2 separate regions of the Homo sapiens genome follow, and region 2 is linked to region 1. Evidence: chromatin contacts called from ENCODE Hi-C data. All regions are on one chromosome and are shown on one strand. The core of a region is the stretch at or near the end of the contact, and the rest is flanking DNA. Distances in the headings are between cores, read along the strand shown. Region 1 overlaps AGBL3 (AGBL carboxypeptidase 3). Region 2 holds the start of LINC-PINT (long intergenic non-protein coding RNA, p53 induced transcript).

What was found. Hi-C counts contacts between places; a loop is a spot of excess contacts on that map. Pooled maps may share reads with other maps.
Region 2: a loop to region 1 is called in a pooled map, with 15 times the contacts of the local background. The contact joins the promoter of LINC-PINT here to the enhancer-like site in region 1. A Hi-C loop is called at or near these places in 2 of 37 single-sample maps with no recorded cell type and 4 of 50 pooled maps.

What each region holds. Positions count from the first base shown.
Region 1 is chr7:134,992,619-135,000,031 of GRCh38, forward strand. AGBL3 (AGBL carboxypeptidase 3) reads left to right here. Exons shown (of 17, transcript NM_178563.4): 4 at 875-1,060. Among named protein-coding and RNA genes, the nearest start is that of AGBL3, 9.8 kb to the left of the region's middle. RefSeq lists enhancers at 2,923-3,042, 3,423-3,502, 3,703-3,772. Within about 2 kb of position 3,538, at least 3 of the 41 ENCODE cell types and tissues checked have a DNase peak (open chromatin) inside an H3K27ac peak, as active enhancers do.
Region 2 is chr7:131,105,463-131,112,875 of GRCh38, forward strand. It overlaps LINC-PINT (long intergenic non-protein coding RNA, p53 induced transcript), which reads right to left and starts at 4,463. Exons shown (of 8, transcript NR_170176.1): 1 at 4,275-4,463; 2 at 2,258-3,341. It also overlaps a transcript of MKLN1 not described here. RefSeq lists silencers at 254-353, 504-973, 2,352-2,401, 4,539-4,588, 4,669-4,818 and 2 more and enhancers at 2,464-3,315, 5,710-6,251.

The sequences.
Region 1 (7,413 bases), core at 2,288-4,787:
GATAAGTAACTAGGGCAGGTGATATTATTAGTTATTGACCTGTAGTAAGATTTATGTTCAAAGAGGCTGCCTTGCCCAAACAAAGTCATACAAAAACAAAGTGGTAAAAGGGAAGGAATCCAGTTATCTGAGCTCTAGTCCAGTTGCTGTATCAGCTGTTGTACAAAAATAACCAAGAACTAAATCTCGGCAAAAAGCCACATTTCAGAGGTGAAAGAGCAAGAGGAGTCAGTGAGACAAATGGAAAACCAAATATGTGGAAGGGAGGGGGAAACCCAGGAAATGTATCATAAGAGAAGTGCGCTTAAGGAGGGTGACCATCAACGTCAAATTGATGCCGTACAGTATCACACCAAAACACCAGATCACTGCACAGCCTGCTTGGCGTGGCCCCATACTAGTCTATGTGAATTGTGTTCCTGGCATTGTATCACACAGTAGCTCTAGAAGGAGAACTGAGAAAAAGTTGTGACTGAGTTCACTAGCAAACCTTGAGAATACAGTTCCAGGAAGTGGTGAGGAATTATAGTTCATCACTGTATTTAACTCGTTAGACAAATAGTGTGACTACATTTAAGAAGAGTCAAAGTAGATGATTTGCTAGAAAAGCTACGAGAAACATGTTTTTAAACCAGTAGTGAGCTTTTAGAATAAATTAATAGTATAAAAGTCAACTATCTTTTGGCTACTGTGAAGATCAATCATCACAAAATTTCATTAGTACTTTTATAAACAGTGCCATGAATTATAAAACATTTATAATGATACCCACACATTGAATAGTGTTGAAAGGAAAAAAGGAACTATATAAAAATTACAGGAGTTGGTATTTTTCTTCTTCCCACTCATGATTGTGTTTGAATCTTTTTCTCAGCTGACTCTTTTGGTGATCCCTTCTTCCCCCGGACTACACAGATACTATTAGAATATCAGCTAGGGAGATGGGTGCCACGTCTTCGTGAACCAAGGGATTTATATGGTGTCTCTTCTTCTGGTCCATTGAGCCCAACACGGTGGCCATACCATTGTGAAGTCATCGATGAAAAAGTCCAGCATATTGGTATGTTTTTAGCAGTTTGGGGGATTCAGACATTAGCAAACTTACTTTGCCAACCTTAATTTTAATGAGGAGACTCACAATGTTAGAAAACAGCACATTCCAACAGAAATATAACATGAGCCACATAATGTAATTTTAAATTTGCTTGTAGCCACATTTAAAAAGGCAAAAAGAAGAAAATGAAATTAACTTTAAAAATGGATTTTATTTAACCCAAATATATCCAGAATATTTCACATTCTTTTTGTCCAAAGTCTTCAGAATCTGGTGTGCATTTATCTTTACAGACATTTGAATTGAGATCAGCCACATTTCAAGTGTTCAGTAGCCACATGGGCTTAAATGGAGGCACTTGCAGCATTTGCTTGGCTCCTGAAGCTTTAGCAATTCTAAACAATTCCAAAGGGCATGACGGTGTCCCAGGCACAAACTCATACACAGAGTGAAGTCACAGATGGAGGCTATGCCGGAATGGCTGTGAGCTGTAGTCCTGCTCTTTGTGGCTCTCTGTCTCTTTCTCCTTATTTCCTCCTTGTAGGTCTGTCTTCTTAGTGTATCTTTATCTTCTTTTACCACTTTCTGCCTTTCTCCTTTTTTCCTCTTTTCCTCTTTCATTTTCTCTTTCTGCTCCTTTGTCTTTTTCCCACTCTCTGCTTTTTCCTTTAATGGATGTTTATGAAACTGAAGAGTATATATTTTAGTATATATAGATTTTAATATTTCTGTATGTGTCCATTCCCAAATTCATTTTTGCTTTTCCAAGTAAAGCTTATAGCCTCATCTCTCCAATCCGTGCACAGGCATGACAGAAACATCCCATTGTTCATCATCTTTTCACTGCCATGACTTTCCACCTTTTGTTGATTGAGGCACGCAAACATATGTTATTGCCAGGTGGAGATCTTATGGACACTCATTGGTGAATAAAAAAAAATTACACATACATACTTTTTATAACTACACTTATTGCAGTGCCTACTAGGAGTTCTTAAAAACTAAATTTTCTTCATATATCATCTGGCATATAGATAGATAGACATGGGGAGAAAGGACGGGTGGAGAGAGAGAAAGAACACTGATTTTTGTTCATAGAGGACAAAGGTAATTTTTCTCAAGAATTCCAAAGTTATAGGGTTAAAAATATATTAAAGAATTCATGCTTAATAGTACTAAACAGAATCACTTCCTTACACATCTCTTCAAAGCTGGGTATATATTTATCTTCTGTAGTATAGGACATCTCTCTCTCTTTTTCTCCTTTCAGTCCTTCTACCATCATCCCCACCTCTCCTCTGCTACCACCCCCTCCAACCTCATTTTTCCTACAGCACCAGGTCAGGAAATAAAAAAGTCCAACAGAGAAAACACTGCCATGCTACTGAATTTAAACCTTCCCCCAAGCCTTTCTTTTTGTACTTTGGTTCTGTTTCCTAGCCTCCTCATGACATATCTGTGACAGAGGGAATGGATAAGGAGCAATAAAGGAAAATCCCTACTGCTCCTACTGTGACTTCTGCCTAATTTCTCTCCAGTAACAGTGACGAGAGAATGAGAGCAGAAGAGACCCAAAAGGAAGAGGAAAGCAAGACCCCGTCGGGCCACTGCTTCTCAGTGTCACTTCCAGCCGCATGTGCTCATTCCACTCAACTTGGTTCCACCTCACCTAACTAGAAAACCCTTCTGTCACATCTTTGCCACACCTTTCTCTTCCTTAAATTTCCTAGCCCTCACTTTCAGCCGTCATTTTGCCCTCAGTCACAGGAGTCACCATCAGCAGCTCAGAGTGGGGAGAGTTTCTATTTTCCTTGGTTGCTTGGTAATCCCCCACTGTTACTGCTGAGGTTCTTTCAGATGTGGGCAGCTGTGTTTCTGGCCTCTTCTATTGAAATTCTAAATATAGTTTCTAACCAAAATATTGTTGTAAGAGTGGCTAGAGTTTGTGGTGCCTCCTTTCAGATATCTTACATAATGAATAGACTTTGGGCCCTGTGAATCCAGCCTCCACCCTGGTGAAGGTGCAACCTCTCTCAGCATACGTTTCCCAAGATCCCCAGAGTCATGATGTCACACAGCTACTGGTCACACTATCTGTGCAAGGTATAGTCATGCTGGATAAAAGCTTTATTTTGGGCTATGCCACTGTTCTTTTATTTTCAGTCTGTGCCCCTGAAATTTTTGCAAGCTCTGCTGGTCCTCAAGCCAACTGGAACACCCAATACAATACATCCTTGTGTAGGAAGAATCAAAATCTTCTCCCACATGTGTCCTTGATGGCTTTTTCCACCTTTGCTTGCTAGCATTTCAGAAAGTTTACTTCCCACAGTCTTACGTATTGCTCTAGACCTTGCTTTTGTCACTTGACTATTGCAAAGATTTTACAAATTTGGATATTTGAAAGGACTTATAAGACTTCACAGAGCATTCTTCTGTGTGGCTTTTATTCAAAGGCACAGGATACGGTGCAGCAAGAGAAAGATACTGTGGCAAGCATTGGGGCCCAGGTGCAAGCTTTCCAGGGGCCTTATTCACACACATAGACTGCCTGTCTTCAGACTGAAACACCAAGATCTATGTGATGCATCTTAGCTTCAGAAAACCTCAAGGCAAAAGTTCCCATCTGGGTTTTTAGACCCCTGTAGTCATGACATCAAGCCAGGCTGTCTTCCTGATTCTGCCAAATGAAAACCATCAGTAAACAAACTGGCCATGCGGGGGACATGAAACTCTCAGGGGGAGTTTCAGACAGTAAACAGCACATCATTAATCTTACTGTTCTTATCTTGGCCAAGAGTCAAAGCTGGACAGCCAGAATTCCCCAGAGGTAAAAATAGAGCTTTTCCAGTCCAGCTATAAATTAACTCTGTCTTACACAGTCATCTATCTTGAAAGACTTTCCATATCAGTTTATATATATTAGTCTCCTTTTTTATAAACTGGTACATCAGATTTCATTAAATGGATGAATCAGAATTTCTTTAACTGGTACCTTATTAATGAATTTAAGGGGTTTCCAGTCATTGGCTCTGACAAACAGAACTGCATAAATATCCTTTTATGTGTGGCCTAATGCATATATACGTACATATTTTGGGGGTACATTCCCATAATTTCTGGTATAAGGATACTGTCAAATTTTCCTCCAAAAAGAGTTGCATCAATTTATTGTCATAAAAGCAAATAGTTTATGAGTGTGGTCAGGGGTCCTCAAGACAACTCATATTCAATAATTTGCTACAAAGACTTGCAGAATTCAGAGAAGCCATTATACTCATGGTTATGGTTTATTATGTCCCTGAAAGGACACAGATTAAAATCAGCAAAGGTAAATGGCGTATAGCAGTGGTCCCCAAACTTTTCGGCACCAGGGACCAGTTTCGGGGAAGATAATTTTTCTGTAGATGTTGGGGGATGGTTTTGGGATGAAACTGTTCCACCTCAGAGCATCAGGCATTAGTTAGATTCTCATGAGGAGCACACACAACCTAGATCCCTTGCATGCACAGTTCACAATAGGGCTTGTGCTCTTATGAGAATCTAATGTTGCTGCTGATCTGACAGGAGACAAAGCTCAGGTGGTAATGGTCGTTCGCCCACTGCTCACCTGCTGCTGTGTGGCCTGGTTCCTCACAGGCCATAGACCAGTACTGGTCCATGGCCTCAGGGTTGGGGACACTTGCTATGCGGCAGGGTCCAGATGAGACCTAGCACAAGCTTCCAGTTGTTCTCTCCCTGTGGAGTCTTAGAAACAGCACTTAATTCTCCCAGCCATAATGTGAGATAATATGAAGTGCTGCAAATCAGGGAAGCTCATCTAGCTTTGATGTCACTGGTTTCTATTGCAGGTTGGTTATATTTACATTCAGTGCCCACATGGCTGACCTTAGTTACTTAGTCTCTGGCCTTTCCAGGGGTCAAAATTGATACTGTGTGTCCAAGGCCTCTACCACCACCACCACCACAATAAATCAATTGTTAGCATAAACTACTATCTGACATAGCCCAAGGTCCCAGGTAGACAAAGATACTCTTAATGAGGCAAGGTATTCCAAGGCATCAGAGGCTATCTCCCAAGAGTTTAGCAAGGTCCAAACCTTTACAATGTGCAAGGTTTGGACAACCAAGGCCTGCTGAGTTAATCATTTACACACAGGCTACCCACTGTCCCTTGGCCTAGGCTCTCTTTAACAAAGAGCCTAGTTTGTAACTAGTATAATTATCTCCTATTTTAATATTCTGCTATTTATACATTTTAACAAACTTGTACATAAATATTCAGCATAGAAATTAACTCATAATTAAGTAGATCCAGTTCTTACTCAGCCCATTTTTCATTGATATTACATACCAAGGAGGCCGTGATTCAATTTTCCAATACATTTGATCATCATCATATGACTGACTTACCTAAGGGAGAGGAATCATACCAGCAATACCAATGTTATACTGTATCTGCAGTATTGTAGTAGATGTAACCTGAAAAATAAGAATCAAAAGATAATGGCTCATTACCTCTGTCATTAACAATTAATTGGTCCAGTTCATCATTATATCTTATGACCAGAATGTCTCCCAGAGCAATGCCACTCAAGTTTGCAGGCTTCCATTCAACCTTTTCAGCTTCTAAGAGTAAGGCTAGTCTTAGAAAACTGACTTTACCTTTTTGGGCATCTAGGATAATTAAGCTAAGAGACTACAGTCTCTTGCTCTGAGCCTCTCTCAAAACACCAGTGTAATACTAGATTTTCCTCATTACCTATTTCATTTATTTATTCCTGTGCCTTGGCTATTTCTCCTATTTTTCACTTGTCATAATTTTTTACCCAAACGTTTTCACCTTTGGAAGAGTTGTTAGGCTTAGCCACTGTCCTGGTCTAGATTGCCAGCAGTAATACCAGTCTAGCTCGTGCTTCCTTTCAGCTCATTCCCTTTTATTTAGAGTAAGGATATATAGGTACAGAACTAGTGGGCTATCTTGACCACCAGGAAATACAGCTGCATTCACTATCAATCTGAATTTTGCCAGGTGGGGTGAAGACACAGTCCACCCCGTTAGGCCCATAGCAATTCCGACATAAAGGTTGAAAGGTAAGTTTCTTGCTTAAGAATGATTCCTGTTTCTAGCACCTGCAGTCTCCAACCACTGCCCCAGGCTGGAAAAAAAAAGAAAAGTTGAGGTGACTGGAGAAATCATTTTGTAGTTTGTACCAGTGTCCTCCTCTATCCCTTCTCCAGATCCACCATAAAAGAATTTGTCAAGTGGGGACCCACTCTTGTCCCCCTCATGTTGAATGTGCATACACATGAAGGTATATATGTCAGCCCTTCCTGCCTTTATCACCCCCTATTTTAGACAAAAAAAAAAGTTTCAATTACCTTTTCCAATTCTCTAGTAAACCACTAGTCCATTTTGATGTGATATCTTTTTGCCCATCATTAGACACTATGGGCTGTAAAGTGTGTTTCTTGGTCTGAAGAAATATAACTTGATGGTCCAAATTGCCACAGTATCTTCTGTTTCAGTCCTTTTACAGTATTCTAAGCATTTTGTATCCATCTACCTCTGGGGGTGCAAAGCCTAGTCCAGAGTAAATGTCTAGTCCTGTCAGGACCCTTTTATAGTCTCTGGGGGCTACCACAGCATTCCGATGTAGTTACTTGTCAGTTGTGTGTGCCACCTGCTCCCCAGGAAATCTGCCCATAGCCACCTGCGGTCTCCGTCTCTCTTGAAGCATTTATTTGTATTTTGTGCCTCAGAGGGAGTAAGAGAAATATGCCAACAATCAGCCCATGCCTACATTCCTACACCTCTCCCATTTCCATTTATTTCATGGACCCACATGCCCACCTCAAGTAAACACACCAAGTTTTCCACTTACTGGGTCCAGTCATCATCTGATCCTGGAAGAGTGTTCTTCTGGTGGGCACTGACATGTCCTACTTTAATGTGCCCCTAAATTCCATGGTGATTTCCATAGGATGGTGCCCCACATGGGGCATCTAATAGACTAGTTTTTCATCACCCATCTATTTGACCATATGGCCAGCCATTGGCACACCCAAACTTTGATTATTTTTAAATGGAACTTTTATACTTGTTCAGTTTTTTCATCACTGCAAGGACAGCATATAGTTCAGCCTGAGCAGATTGTTCTTACCTTCCTCAATCAGAACTTTTCCATCATCTGATGTAGTACAGTAGTCTTCCAAACAGGATGTTGATTATCCACCTTGGAACTGCCATCAGTCAACCTAGTAGCTCTCTTTCAATAGAGAGCTGTTCATAGGGCACAGCCCAGGTGGCCATAGGATTTGGTGGCTCCTCAGCTGATTTCAAAGTAGGCTCCAGTGGAAAA
Region 2 (7,413 bases), core at 3,213-5,712, 3.9 Mb before region 1:
AAAAATACACTGTCCAGGCCCTATGTGGATGTGGGTCCAATTGGTCTGGGATTGGGCTGGCGTTAGAATCCTTCTTAAAGCACTCCAGTTGGTTATTACACGCAGCCGGCCTTCAGGAGCACACAGAAGTGTCTACCCGTCCACCGGGATGTACACACCACCTGTAAGGTCCGAGTTCTGAGCCGAGCAGCGCAGGCAGGTCCTCTCTCCTGGACTAGGCTCCCCGAAGCGCTGCGACGACAAACCTAGCACTGCTCGCCGAGAAGCGCCAAGCCCCTCAGCCAGCGCCGGGGCACCCGCGCGGCAGGGCTCCATCGGGGGCCACACGCCCCCTCGCGCGCCCTCCGCGGGCGCAGGCCCCTCCGGCCCGTGTCACCGCGCCCTCGCCTCCCGCGCCCCGGCCCCCTCCCGCCCACGGCACGTGACTCGACACGCGCCAGCTGCACGCGGGCTCCATCAAAACAAAAACAGAGGAGGCCGGCCGGGCGGCGGCGGGCGCGCGCGGGGGCGGCAGAGAGCGGGCGCGCCCCCGCTGCCCGGCGCCGCGACCGCGCCTCCACCGCCCCGGGCACCGCCGGCCGCGCGCCCCGGCAGGCCGGGGGCGGGAGGGCAGAGGGCACCACCCTGTTTACCGCCACGGCCCCGCCCCGCCAGCGCCCGCTCCCGGAAACGGTCTCCCGGGAGAGGGCCGGCGAGTGCGCACCCACCCGCGGCGGGGAACGCCGGCCCTGCGTGGGAGGCGCCCGGCTCCGGCGGCCCGCCGCCCCCGGCTGCTGCGTGTCACCCCCGTCACGACTCTGCTACGCACTTCGCCCCCAGCTTTCAGCTCCGGCGCTTCCGCAGACCCCTCACGTGGCTGCCGCCTCCCTGCCATGGCACTCCCCGGCGACCGGGGCTGCGGCCCCTAGCGCTGCGAGGGATCCCGAGCCTGTGCCCACCCCACCTTGGACGTCACCCTCCTCGGACCACCCAACCCACACCTTCCGCCTAGGGCGGGGCGAGGGGAGGACGGCTACGAGCTGTCAGGAGCCTCCAGCTTTCCCCGTGACGAAGCTCACCCTCGCCCTGATGTCGCCACTCACCCAGCAGCGGGCTGCGAGCTGGAGCAGACGTTAACACCGAGGGAGGACTGAAGGGAACGTCTTGATTTTTCTCCTTAATTTGCCACAGACACAGGGAAAAAAAAAAAAAAACAAAAACAGCAGACGCAGCTCTACCTTTGCGCTGGCTTTAAAGCTTTTAAGCTCCCCACGTCATCCTACCCCATGCAACAGACTTACCGAATAGCAATGCCCACCCCACACACCTGCTAGGTAACTCGCCTTCTGGAAATCGGGGGCCCCACCCACCCCGCCTTCTGGAAACCTGCGCCTGGGGTGGGGTTGAAGAGACACTGTCTGGTATCCTAAAGTCAGAGGGCGTGAGGAGACCGGCGCCCTTCGCCCCACCCAGGCGCGCTGCACCCTCCGGTCCCCGTCTCTAGAGTGCACCAAGGCATCCTGCGTCCCTGCCGGAGAAAAGAGGGACGGGGCCAGAGGCCCGAGTTCCAGGGAGTTGCTGATTCCAGTGGAGAACCGAGACACCGCGTCCTTTCTAATTAATAAGCACGCCACCCCCTACCTCCAACCCCCCCCCCCGCCCCGCCTTTATTTCTTGTTGACAGCAAAGGTGGGGGACGTGGGAGAAAGGCAAGAGTTGTCTCTAGGTTCGGGATGTTGGGCTGCGCGGAGGGAAGAGGTGGGATCTCGAAATGGAAACAGTCCCCCCTTCCTCCCCCCTCCCCTCCTCCTCCTCCTCCTCCTCTTCTTCTGTTTACCTCAAGTTTGAATTTTATCTGCGCAACATTAGCTGGAATGCGGACATTGAAAAAAAAAAAAAAACACTCTCTCAGCCCGGCAGCAGCTCCGGAGGAGCCATGTGGCATCAAGCCACAGCAAAGGGGAAAAAGTGCTCTTAGCAACACAAACATGGCGAAATCGCTCTCACAAGCCGGGTTCCCGCGACAGCCCTACCTTCCCCCGCTCGCCTTCCGAACGTCCTGGCCAGGAACCGCAGACCCCTTCCGGGGGACGGCGAGGGGGCCCCGGGCTGAGCGAGGGTGGGCGCACGGGGCGTGCTAAGGGGAAATTGACTAGCCAGCCGATCAGCTCCGCCGGCAGCGGAGGGGACGCCTTCTTCACGCCCTGAGATCGCAAAGGAGAGCAAAATTCCCATCCCAAAGTCCTGCGGGACCGGCTTCCCCACCCGACGAACTTACCCCAGGGCTGAACGCACGCTGCTTTAGCTCCTTGCCTCGTTCCTTCCTCCCGGGCGCGACGCGAGGTGAAAATGATGCGCACGTAGATTTGTAGAGCGTATTCTTGAGAATTTCCCTGGGATGAATCGGGAGGAGCGGTGGAGACTCCGGAGACAGGTGCCGCGCTGGTCTGGGCTGCCGGCTAAAAGTTGTCCTCCGCGCGGTGGGCGGTGGGGTCCCCGGCCAGGGCCAAGGACCCCGGCTCCCTGCCCCCCGGCGTCGCCCACTTGTCACGCCAGGCTGCTGCGTGCACTCGGCTGCAGGGGAGGTGGCGTAGTTTCTCTTCCTCCCACCTCTTCTCACTCACTTGTTTTTGTAGCCGTGGGCTCCCCTAATGCTTTCCTCTCCACAATGTTGTTTCATTATATCATGTCCATCATGTGACACCAGAGAGGCCTCTCTATGGAAACTTAAAGGGGCTCCCACGTGACTGCAGCAGCAACAACAGCAGCAGGACTGGCGGCGGCGGCCGCAGCGGCGTCCGTACCTCCACCCACCGGGAGCCCCTCGAAGCATCCCGGAGGGGCTTCTGGCGCTGCAGGAGCCCCGATCGGGGAGCCACAGCATCCGGGAGCCGTGGTGTCTGTGCGTGCGTGGAGCCTGTGCTCATGACATAGGAAGCCGAACAGAAGGAGCGTCCTCAAATCCTTTCCTACAGTCACCAAACCCACGCTCTGTTAAAATGACATTTCGTGGCTCCTACTTTGTTTCCCCGGAGAGCAATGAGTTTTCTATCAGGCCTGATTTAGTTTGACAAAAGTCAAAAAGAAAAACTGGATTTGTCCCTCTGCGAGTTCAGTCAGATCGCTGGGAAAACAGAAATGACAAAACAATAATAACAGAAATAGAACCAGGCATTTGATACATAATTACCATCACCACGGCTTTCAAGCTTTCTGGAATTACGTTCCTCCAGTAACTGTTGATGATGCTTGCAGGAGGCAAAATGCAATGCAGTTTTTCTCTTCCGCAGCTATATTAGGGCTTTGTTGCTGACAACAGTGAAAACTTGTTTGTGTCAGGAAGTGAGGTACGGAGATATGACCTGGAAGGTACAGACAAAACCAAAGTGGCAGTTTTTGCATTACTTTTCTGACCACATTCTTTCAAATGGTGACAAGAAGGCGGTCTGCTGTAAAATTCGTGGGGTGTTTGATGGGAAACAAAATAATCAGAAAAACATAATTATCCCTAGCCATACCATACTTGCTAGACGCTAGAAAGTATACATATATGTAATCTCTGTATACATAGAGAAAGCAAAAAGCATGTGCACTTTAATATTTTTGAACCACTAATTTTGTCATCATTTGTACCATTAACAAACACTTGGAAAGACTCACTCAAGTCCAGGGATGTGTGGAAACTCACAATGTTGAGTGCTGTGGGTATTACTGACTCACAGTCCCTTAAAGGGTTTGTACCATAAATCCCAAATTTCTGCCTTAAAGTTTTTACAGACATGGAGATTTTATCCTGTAAATCTAAGCCAGATAGCTATTTCTGGGTTTTTTAGTTCATGCTTTTCCATTTTATAAAGGAAACTGTGTGGATTGGCGGAATCAAGAAAAACTTCGCAAGAAACTGAAGAGTGGGATGGAAGATCTTTTCGTTTGGCCTTGCCTTGACTCTGTCTCTCTCCACCTCATCAGTTTACTTCATCAGCCATGATGAATGAGCTCCATTCCAACCCTTCTAATTCTATAATATCTCTCCCAAGTTTTACCTTCCTATCTCATGCCTAATTCTTTTCATCCCTTTCCTCCTACCTCCCTTGCCTCCCAACTCAGCCCCTTTTCTGCCTGGGGGCTCAGCTCGGGCCTCCCCAAAGACTGTACCCCCCACCCTCCCCTGCAGCTACCCCCACCCCCACGCCCTTCCCAGCTCGGCCTCTCTTCTTTGCAACTCTACCTCCTTACCTCTTTTGACCTCTAATCACCTTCACAGTCTGGCCCTTGACTTCTGGGCCTCTTCTTACCTCTCTTTACCTGAAATGTCCTGGCCCTCACTGGGGTCTCCTCCACACCCTTCTCTCTGGTCCCATCCCTTCTGCTGCCAAGCCCCAGCGTTCCTCCGGCTCGGCCTGGTCAGCTTGAGCCTCATTTTGTTCGCGTGCCCCTGGGCTGGGAAAGGAGTGTGTGGTGCACAGTGGGGCCAAGGATCCCCTGGGGCCGCGGCCTCTGCCTCGCCCCCTCCACCCCTCCCGAGTCCCGGTTGCGGCGCTTCCTGGGCGGATGGCTTGAAATTGCTGCAGCAGCTGCGGTTCTGCTGTGTCATGCAAGAAGGAGGCGGCGGCGGCGGCGGCGGCGGCCGGAGCTGGAGGGGGAGGAGGGGAGGAACCTGATCCTCCGGTAGCGAAGGGCTAGAGGCAAACACCGAGCTCCTCCAGAGCCGCCCGGGAGCAGGGAGGGCTCCGCTAGCCCGGGGGGCCCTCCCCGCGGGGCAGATGGTAAGTGGGGCGGTGCAGGTGGTCGCCTTGGGAAGGGAGCGCGCAGGGGGGTAAGGTGGGGCGGCGGGAAGTGCTAGAAGTCACCCCAGCCAAACTGAAGGAGCCCAGTTTCCAGCTGAGAGGGACCCAGGCCGTAATAAGGATGTCCAGCCAAACGCAGCAATAATTACTATTGGAGTGACGCCCCGAAGTTGACCCCAAGCTACACAGAGGGTGGAGTGGTGCATCCTGAACCCAGGACAGAGCTGGAGGCAATGATTCAGGGTTTGAGAAGTATCAGCCCATCGGCCTGGCGCTTTAAGGTGCAGCTGAGTAGGAAAAGCCAACCCACATCATATTCCCAGAGCCTTGCTGCGCTTTCTGGGTTGTCTTGTTCAAAACTAGTGAAAGGGATGGGAAACCTGCCCAACCTCACTTTAGCCACGAAAATAATGCTCTTGGCCAGTGGCCTTGGACAAACAGCCTCTGGTGCAACAAAACAATCAATAGGAAGAAGAACTTCATTCCCCTCACCATCCTCCTTCCCCAAGTTCCTTTGACCAGCATACCTCATTCGGCTTAAAGGAGAAAGAAAACTATGTGTGACATTCCCTCCCAGCCTACCTGCAGCCAGCCTCCTCACCACACAAACTGCCCATCCCGCTTCTCTCCTCATCTTCAGAGCCATGATTCCAAGAGACATTGCAATACTACTCACTTTAGGTGAGAAGACTGCCTGAAACTCTGAACAATTTCACCTCCCTTGCCCTTTGCCACAGGGGATTCAGAAACCTACAACTGAGAGCAGGGAAATATACGGACAGGCTTGGCACGTAGGAACATTACTTCCTTCACTGGAGTGTAGTTCTCCAGACAACTTTTTAATTATGATTATTCCCTTCCATTGCACTCCTGGAAATTTCAAAGCACTTTCTAAAACATCATTTTTTTTATGTCAGTCATACATTTAGAGGTAAGGGGTTGATGGGATTAACTGAAAGGCTAATGACTGTCTCAAAAGCACATGCTGTTGCTAGGGAACCCAAGCTCCTGCTGCTCTCTAATCACCAGCGTGTTCCGTGGAAATCAAACTGCTCAGGGTGTTATTAAAATGAATGGCATCGGGTTAAAGGCATTCTTGCTTATGTTGTAGCATCCTGGATTATTATCGATTGCCTCACACCCACATATCTTGTTTTCCTAATTTGATTTCTGTATTTGCGTCACTGCCAGGGACACTCAGACTAGACCAGTCAGTTCACTTCCTGTTTCTCAGAACTGGTTTATATTTGGTCTCGTAGCACTAGCTGGTAAAACATTATCAAACTGATCCTCTTGGAAAGAAATCTTTGCTTCCCATTGAAAACAAAATATTCCAATTAAATTGTAATTCCTGTGGAAAACGTCATCATTTGAGGAGTAGACTGCCAGTTGCCATTTGAGAAACAATCCTTGAAATGTAAAGCCTAGAAAAAAAAAACATCATCTTGATTTCTTTTACCCAGAATCTTCATTCCTCAGCACTAGAACTAAGACAAACTCGAGTAAAGAGTAGATTTAAGTATACTTCTAAAATGAAACGCATAAATAAATAAATAAATAAATAAATAAATACATGTCGAAGCTGGGGAAATCATTTAGACTAAACAAGGCATAAAATTGAATGGAATCCAGGCCCAGGAAGGACAAGTAATTTTGGGTTAGCATTGTGGCATTCGGAGAACACAGTGTGACTACAAGGCTACACTACAAATAGGAAACCCCATCACTTTGTGTACTAATTGTCTTTTTTACCAATTCCTCTATGTCCCTGGACAAGACAACCTTGTTTTGTTTTGTTTGTTTTCAGTTCCTTCCTCTTTATAACAAGGATATTGCAAAGGCAATATCAGAAAGATAAGCCCTATGTAAATAGGTGGATTCTGATGTAGATAATTTGTTTAGATGGAAAATGAAGCCCTTTGAAAAAGATGTATAATGGCATCGATAGCCTGGATGACCTTGAGTGAGCCATTGTAGGTCTTATGTCAGTTTCTTCGTGGAAGCTTAAATGAAAGTGCTGGACTAAAGGATTTCTAAGGTTCCTCCCATTTACAAACTTCTGTGATGAGATTGAACTCACTACATAAAAATTTCAATTTTAGCTGGATTTTGCAATGTTAAATTTAAGCACTGAACCTTTAATATCTATCCATAGGAACCTTGAGGGAAATGATGGGAAATGACTTTCTATTGATGTATCCATTTTTAGTGTCTGTTGACAGAAAAATAAAATTTACCTTGCTCCCCATGTACTTAGTCTCTCCCTGCCTCAGTGGTATTATGGAAGCAACAGGATAAGAGTTACAAAAGGATATAAAAGTATAGAGAAAGTTCTTTCAGTCTACTCACTTATTTATTATGACAACGTGTCACTGTGTTACCCAGGCTGGCCTCCAACTCCTGGGCTCAAGCAAGCCTCCCACCTCAGCTTCCTGAGTAGCTGGGGCTACAGGTGCACTCAACCATGCCTAGCCTTTCAGTCATTTTAGATATAGGTAATCCTAAGTACTCTGATGATCAAAGTGGTGGAATGATGGAGGAAGGGGTGTACAAAAAAATAATCAACTGAATCCTCATGGAACTAATAATAATCTATTTGCCTGTGTTTTAATTAGTGCTAGGCAAAAATAGACCTAGCTCAGCTCTT